2 separate regions of the Homo sapiens genome follow, and region 1 is linked to region 2. Evidence: read pairs that join two places in POLR2A ChIA-PET (ENCODE). Cell type or tissue: B cell. All regions are shown on one strand. Region 1 has its middle 59 kb from the start of LINC02649. Region 2 has its middle 5.5 kb from the start of LINC02656.

Region 1 (4,000 bases), 77 kb after region 2:
ACGTCTTACCTATGGCAAAGCCTATATTCACTGCATTTTCCCCATGGCCTCATCACACAGATAACAGACCCCGGAATCTGGAAAAGGGAAAAAAATATATGTATGTGTTGCTCCTTAAGACAAGACCAAATCATCCTATCCAGGTGCAGTGGTGCATACCTGTAGTCCCAGCTGCTCAGGAAGCTGAGACAAGAGGATTTATTGGGCCCAGGAGTTCAAGACCAGCCTGGGCAACCATCTCTGAAAATAAATAAGTACATAAATCATCCTAGATCACTGAGTCTATAATTCAGTCTTAAATTTGTTTAGGAAAAGTTATTTATGTTCTTGGTATCTCAGTATCTTTATCTAACAGCTGAAAAAAAAAAAACGTAAAAATAATCTGCTTGGGCATATAGGGAAGTAAAAATATACTGAAGAATCGCCATTCAGGGAAGATGAAGACCCAGGGAGGGGAGCCCATGTTGACAACTACTGTTTTAAAAAGCAATTGTCATTTCTACATACTAGCAGTAAATAATTAAAAAATGAATTTTTAAAAATCTTTAACTTTTTTTTTTTTTTTTTTTTTTGAGACAGGATCTCACTCTTGTCTCCCAGGCTGGAGTGCAGTGGTACGATCTCAGCTTACTGCAGCCTCAACTTCCTGGGCTCAGGTGATCCTCCCACCTCAGCCTCCCAAATAGCTGGGACTACAGTCATGCACCACCATGCCCAGCTAGTTTTTTGTATTTTTAGTAAAAACAGGGTTTTGCCAAGTTGCCTAGGCTGGTCTCGAACTCCTGGGCTCAAGCAATTGGCCTGTCTCAGCCTCTCAAAGTGCTGGGATTATAGGCATGAGCCACATCACCCAGCCTCTTTAACCTCTTTATGTTTGAAATTTGTGAATGTATGATCCAGTACAAAAAAAAAAGTTAACTAGTCTTTTTTATTAAATATATTTATATAATTTCTATTTATTTATTTATTTGGAGACGGAGTATCATTCTGTCACCCAGGCTGGAGTGCAGTGGCACAATCTTGGCTCACTGCAACCTCCACCTCCTGCGTTCGAGTGATTCTCCTGCCTCAGCCTCCTGAGTAGCTGGGATTACAGGTGCACGCAAACATCCCTGGCTAATTTTTGTATTTTTAGTAGAGATGGGGTTTCTCCATGTTGGCCAAGCTGGTCTCAAACTCCTGACCTCAAGTGCTGGGATTACAGGCATGAGCCACCGTGCCTAGCCTTATATAATTTTTATAATAGTATAGAAAAGCACCCCCAAAAAGGTTCCTAGCATGAGGCATAATAGCAGCCACTTGAATTAAAAACCCTCTACGCAATCTCCAAAAAGAAGTTTATCAAGAAGTACAAATAAGACACACATGCTTTCAGCATTACTGGGATACAGAGTAACTTCAAATGATGCCAAGAATTCCACACCTAATCTCAACATAACCACCTTAGGGGCTCTGCCTGTGGCTTCCAGACCATGGAAGTGGCGTGGGGGAGGGGAGACAGGAAAATCCTTGAAAAGCAGCGGACATGAGAACTGCTCCGTCGCACAGGGCCCCATGCTCAGGACACTACACATGGTTTAACACTGTCATTGCCAGCTTGAAATTCTTAGTAATTTGATTTTTTTTTTTTTTTTTTTTTTTGAGATAGGGTCTCGCTCTGTCACCCAGGCTGGAGTGCAGTGGCACCATCTCGGCTCACTGCAACCTCTGCCTCCCGGGTTCAAGCGATTCTCCTGCTTCAGCCTCCCGAGTAGCTGGGACTACAGGCGCCCGCCACCATGCCTGGCTAATTTTTGTATTTTTAGTAGAGACGGGGTTTCACCATGTTGGCCAGGCTGGTCTCGAACTCCTGACTTCAGGTGATCCGCCCGCCTCGGCCTCCCAAAATGCTGAGATTACAGGCATGAGCCACTGCACCCGGCCAGTAATTTGATCTTTGAACTGATGTTTGAGAAGTGAAGCTTGCTGCCTTGATGGCTGGGAATTCAGCAAGTGAGTAGAAGGGGCTGAAAGGAAGCGTGCTATGTCTACAAGTGAGTAAGTAAGAACGCCAACAGCCCCGAGACACCGCACTTTCTGTTTGACCCAGAACTTGCCCTGACTGCAGAAAGAAGGCAATGACGTTCTAAGAAACTCTAACCACTAAGGAGCCTCATCCTGACCTCCTACTTCCCTGTATTAGCCAAGTACACATGCTGAAGTGAGGAAAGGGAAAGCCAGTGAAACCCACAGTTCCTTCTCCTTTCAGACCTTCCTCACTCATTAGTACGTACGTCCAGGGTAGCCAGCAATGGCAGAACATGAGCGTTATCAAGCGGTGAATAAAAGCAGTGAGTTTGTTTTGTACAATATCTCCATTGTTCTCATAAGAACAAGATACATATGCCTATACAAGCTGGGAAATACCAGTTGTGTGATTGTGGTGAACCCACTTATGAGTTAAATGCGCTTATGTTTGCATGTAAAATTGTCACTGCACAATATAAGGACGAACTGTAGAACTCATGCTAATAACTTGTTTCTTTATTTTGAATAACATTAAATAGCAAATTTTAAAAAACAACATGACAAGAGAAAAAAGGTGAAAGATTTATAATTTAGCACCTCTAAATTCTGCTTTTTTCTTTCACATAGTCCCCAAATTCCGCAGACAATCTTGCGTTACGCTGTCAATGCTGTGAGCCAGCATTCTCCCTGTGAGCATAATGGAGGCAAGGCCTGCTTCGCACGCATGAGACCAAGGCCATCATGCGGGGCCCCAGGTTTGGCAGGGACCCCTTGCCCTTTATTTGGGTTAATGCTCTGCTGTTGCTGTTTTGAAATACTGAATAAATTTTGAAAACGGAGTCCTACATTTTACTTGGACTCTGCAAAATATGTGGACAGTCCTGGGTGAAAGAAGAACATTTGCATTGAATTAGAATTGGAGATCTCAATATGAATGTATATTTCCAATAATACAACCATATATAGATATAGATACACACACATACATATTATAGTTATTGTATGGTTTTATTTACGCATATGTGAACACACACACATATTTATCCCAACTCTGGCCACTGAAACACCCTAGAAGCAATGACACCCACTGGCAATAACACAACTACAACCAGATCTAGGACCGAGGGCTTGTTAGAGACATCGACAGTCTTAGAGCTGAGACAGGGAAGGCACAAGATGAGCCTGGAGTATTGTACAGGCCTAGAAATCAACGACGTCCTCAAAGCAGAAGAGGAGAGCATGCCGAAGGATACAGGAGCCAGCCTGAAGATGCTCCTATGACCCAAATCTGGGACAATTTGAGTGTCAAAATAAATAAGGACACTATGGATTATAACTCATTAAATATAATAGGAATCAATGAATCCATAAAATAAACAGTCTCAAGCTCAGTGGCTCATGCCTGTAATCCCAACAATTTGAGAGGCCGAGGCAGAAGGATCACTTGAGCCCAAGAGTTTGAGACCAGCCTGGGCAACATAGTAAGGCCTTGTCTCTACAAAAAAATTTAAAATAACCAGGCGTGGGGCACAAGCCTATAGACCTAGCTACTCAGGAGGCTAAGGCAGGAGGATTCCTTGAGCGCAGGAGGTCAAGGCTGCAGTGAGCTATGATCATGCCACTGCACTCCCACCTACGTAACAGAACTAGACCCAGTCTCTAAAAAATGATAATAATAAATAGAAAAACAAAAAAAAAAATGAAGGACAAGAGAAGTCTCCTCCTGACAGCAGAATCCTGAACAATAAACACAGAAGGAGGGGGTGGAGCTGGAAAATTATGTTTCTGCAATCATTATAGCAAAGATTGGTTGAGACAAGAATCATCAGTGAAAGCTAAACTTAAAAAGAAATTTGGATGAGGAGTAGGATGTCTTCGTGGCACCAGTGTTTCCCCATAGATTGCTTATTAGCTCCAAGGGAGAAAATAGTAAATATACGGTGGAAAAATTGAACAATACCTTGGGCAGGTGGTCAAAATAATTACCCGCAAG
Region 2 (4,000 bases):
CTGGGAAAGAATGTCTTCCCAGACCTGGAGGAAGCTCCAAATGACTGGATCCTAATGATTCTACAGGTTCCTGGCTTTTCCCAGCAGTCCCTGCCCCCTGAGTCACCCTTCCTATAAATATCCCCATCCCACAAGATAATGGTCTTTTCAAATTTCATTAAGTTTTTGTCTCTTACCAAATTGCTCTCTATACTTTTAACAACGTTTCATCACCTGAAGAGCTTTACGGGGTTCGCTAACCCCCTTGCCTCCTCACTAGCTAAATATCTCATCTCAGATATCCCTTGAACTTGTACCTCTGCAAAATTAAAACGACTACATACTATGGAACGTCTTGAAGGTCAACACCAAAATACCACATCCTTTGAAGGGCCAAGAGTACACGCTAACCTATGTCGTAGGACAAATTTATAACCTGGTGATCCAGAAAAGGACCATCCTCTAAGATGGGGGCTAACCTGGCTTTCCCCTGTGTGGTCATAATACCTGGAAAAGACATGATTTGAAAGGTGAATATATTTGAATTGCTACAATAAGCCACAATCTAACAAGGGTCCATTTCTATTGGCCATGGAGCTTCCATTTCATTGGGATTTGCCACTCTGGTGATGTCCTCTTACCCAACTGACCCAAAGACTTTTAACATCACACTTTTTTTTTCTGGGCTTTTAAAGCAAGTTTTTGAGGCCAGAGTAAATCATGATAGGCTGTACAAAAGTCTTTACCTGGAAGCCCATCAAATATATATTTCTATAAGATCTGTTTTTATGTTTGTGCAATCAGCGTGTGTTGGCTGGAATGAATTCTCTATTTGTTTGTCATGTGGAAGGATAACCCATGACAAGCCAGCCTAGCAAAGTGGTTCAGTGTGTTGGGTTCTTTGGAACCACATAGACACTTCCAACCTTATCCTGCATTTAGCTCTTTGACCTTAGGCAAATTACTTTATTATCTTTAGCCTCATTTCTTAATTTGTGGAGTGGAGATAACAAGGCTCATAGGGTTGTTGTGAAGATTATGTATTTAAATTGTGTAGCCGCAGTGCTTGAAACAACCAATAAACAGACGATTGAGAGAGAGAGAGAAGATAGATGGATGGATGGGTGGATGAACAAATGGATGGAAGGATGCATGGATGGATGGGTGGATGGATGGATGGATGGATGGATGGATGGATGGATGGATGCATGGATGGATGGATGGATGGATGGATGGATGGATTAATGGATGGATGAACAGATGGATGGATAAGTAGATAGATGTATGGATGGATGGATGGATGGATGGATGGATGAAAATGGATGGATGGATGGATGGATGGATGGACAGATGGATGGATAAGTAGATAGATGGATGGAGAGATAGACAAATAGATGGATAGGCATCAGCAAAAGAAGAGTTGCTACTTCTGGGATCTGATACTGAATGACTTGAGACAAATCTTGTGATCTGCCAATATCACAGGGTCATATGGAGCAACTTTGCTCAGATATTGGCAGCAAAAGGCCAGCAGGCACAAACAGAAGGACACTGACTTTCTGTGGGTGAGAAAAGGGGAAAAGAGAAAAGAAAAAAGGGGAGTGGGGCTAAACAAATTAAATGATATTTAAGGTCATTTTCAATCCCCTGATTCTGAGAAAACAGGACTCTGAAGTGTTTGAGCACACTGAGAAGGGCATTTTGTTAACGACACTACTGTTTATTTTTGACTGTTTAACTTTCACCACAATACACTCTTTCATGTAGATTCCTCTTTGCCTTTTTTCTCAGTCTAATTCCTTGAATAAGAGTCCTATGTGAAGACCTAGGCTTGACTAAGAAAGCTTGTCTTGCAAGCAGGCTAGTCTGTATTGCCTAGTCTCCTGAATTATCTAGAAATGGCTTTTGTCTGCTATAAGCAGAGACCCAAAGTAAGCATGGCTTAATCACATTATGGGATGACTTTCTTTCACATGGCATGGTCTGAGGAGAGATGACCAGGGAGCATAGGAGGGCTCCACATTGTCAGCAGGAACCAGGTACCCTATATCATTCTGCTCCACCACCTTCGGCTGTGGGATTTTGTTCTCCAGAACTCACCTCATAGGCACAAGATGGCTGCTGGAGCTCCAGTCATTCCACTTCTTTGCAGATACAAAAAAGGAGAAGACAGAAGTACAAAAGGTCACTTTTTCCAGCTGGGTCAGCCACCTTCACAAAGCCTTCCCAGAATCCCATCCAGTGACTTCCACTTACATCTCCTTGGCCACAATTCCAGCAAGGGACACTGAAATATAGGCTTTTAGCTGGGCACGTGTTCACCTTCCTGTGATAGCAACAGTAGGGAAGAATGGATATTGAGGAGGCAAGTAACAGCCTCTGATACAGCTCCTTCCCCGAAAAGCCCTTGTAAAAGGCCGGGTACCCTGTGACAGGTTCTCCACCTTGCTCCATGGGCAGCCTGCATCCCTGCCTACCCCTTTCCACTGTCTTTCCTCCTCCCTGGTTCTTATAAGCAATCCTAGCTCCTCAGAGGCAGCCCTCTAGCGAGGCTCCATCTATAGAGCTTGACTTTAGACTTGGCCAAGCTCTGCTTCACCTAAATAAAGGCATCATCTCAATACTCTCTAAACTCATCCTCCCACTCCCAATGGGAACAAGCACATGGAAACAAACGCAAGGGGAGGGAGAAGGCGGTCTCTATCCTTGCTTCCGGGATGGCATTTCTACCAGTGTCATCACAGTCAAACATGGGTGGCAGTTTCCTTTTCTTAGACCTCCCTCAATGTGTGACATGCCCCATGGCCCTTTCATAACTAGGAGGAAAAGTCCACATCTTGCCAGTGAAGAGGAGGCCACAGCCTCTGCCAGGGGCTCCCTTTCCCCTACCCAGGAGGTCACGATGAGATTGGGGATCGCAAAGCCAATGCTGCTCTTGCCCACAACCCATCAGAGTCCTCTCTTGCAGGCTTTGCTTTGGCATAGGGAGGGTGCCTGCTTATTAAGCATCCAGATGAGCAAACTCTGCCACTGCAGTTCTCCACCCAGCAGCTGGGAGCCTGACAGCAACCAGATGGAACCAGGCTGGGCAGGAATAGGGAGGGGCAATTCCCTACAAGGCTGGCCCAGAAGACATGGCTGCAGAAGACTGCTGGCAAGTCCATAGCTGAAAAAGATCCCATGTCATACTTTGCTGCAGAGTGCTCTCTGCAGAGTCCCCGAATCACATTGTAATAAAGCCAGATGGGTATTGACAGTTCACCTGGCTCAGCTGCCTGCCTCTAGATGTGGCTGCGTGCAGTAGGAAGGCCAGACGTGGGGATATTATTGGAAGCAACACACACATGTGCACACACACAAAATGCACATGCACATACACAAATATGCACACAGATGTGTGCATGCATGTGAACAAATGTGCACACTCACGCATGCACACATATGCATATACACATGTCCTCACCCTGCTTTGAGCCTGCCTACATCCTGGCCTCAGATGCAGGGCTGGGCAGGAAGCAGAGGAGAATCCTCTGCCACAGAAGGCCTGGCACCAGCGTCAGGACCATCAGCCTCCCCACGCTGTGTCTCTGCCCCAGGAGGCAGGAGGCTCTCAGGATGCAGCACCTCTGGATCTACCATGTCCCTCCTACACCTGGCACTCCATCACAAAACTCTAGGTGCCCTGAACCTGGTTCCAGAGACATGCATAGCCCCTGTCCACCCCTCCAACTCCACCTGGCCTCCTCTCCCTACTTCATTTTTTTGGATTTGGGTCCGAAGTCCTTCTCCTTTGCCCTCCAGGCCGTGGTGATGCCAGGCCTAAATTCCTAGGCCTGGAAAGCTTGCCAACAGTCCACAACATCTCAAGGCTCGCTGGTACCTGCAGCAGAGCTCTTTCCCCACCAATTTTTCTGACAGCCCCCAGCAGACATCCACTTCTCACTTGTGCCAGCATAGATTATGGTAACCCCATCCTAATCCAAGTGTGTGGCTGGTAAACTCTCTCCAGCTGAAATACAAA

The links. ChIA-PET counts read pairs that join two places held together with the same protein. Peaks named below come from ENCODE experiments on the same cell type or tissue, not always from the same donor. Only the 100,000 strongest peaks of a DNase experiment are listed, where the experiment ranks them.
Region 1: POLR2A ChIA-PET joins it to region 2 with 6 read pairs; 10 of 35 experiments call an interaction of 5 or more read pairs at or near these places.

What each region holds. Positions count from the first base shown.
Region 1 is chr10:6,265,596-6,269,595 of GRCh38, reverse strand. It overlaps a transcript of PFKFB3 not described here. Among named protein-coding and RNA genes, the nearest start is that of LINC02649, 59 kb to the left of the region's middle. In B cell, no CTCF peak of the experiment used is centred here; a DNase peak (open chromatin) is centred at 2,145; H3K4me3 peaks cover 505 bases.
Region 2 is chr10:6,342,860-6,346,859 of GRCh38, reverse strand. No RefSeq gene overlaps it. Among named protein-coding and RNA genes, the nearest start is that of LINC02656, 5.5 kb to the left of the region's middle. In B cell, no CTCF peak of the experiment used is centred here; no DNase peak of the experiment used is centred here; H3K27me3 peaks cover 630 bases.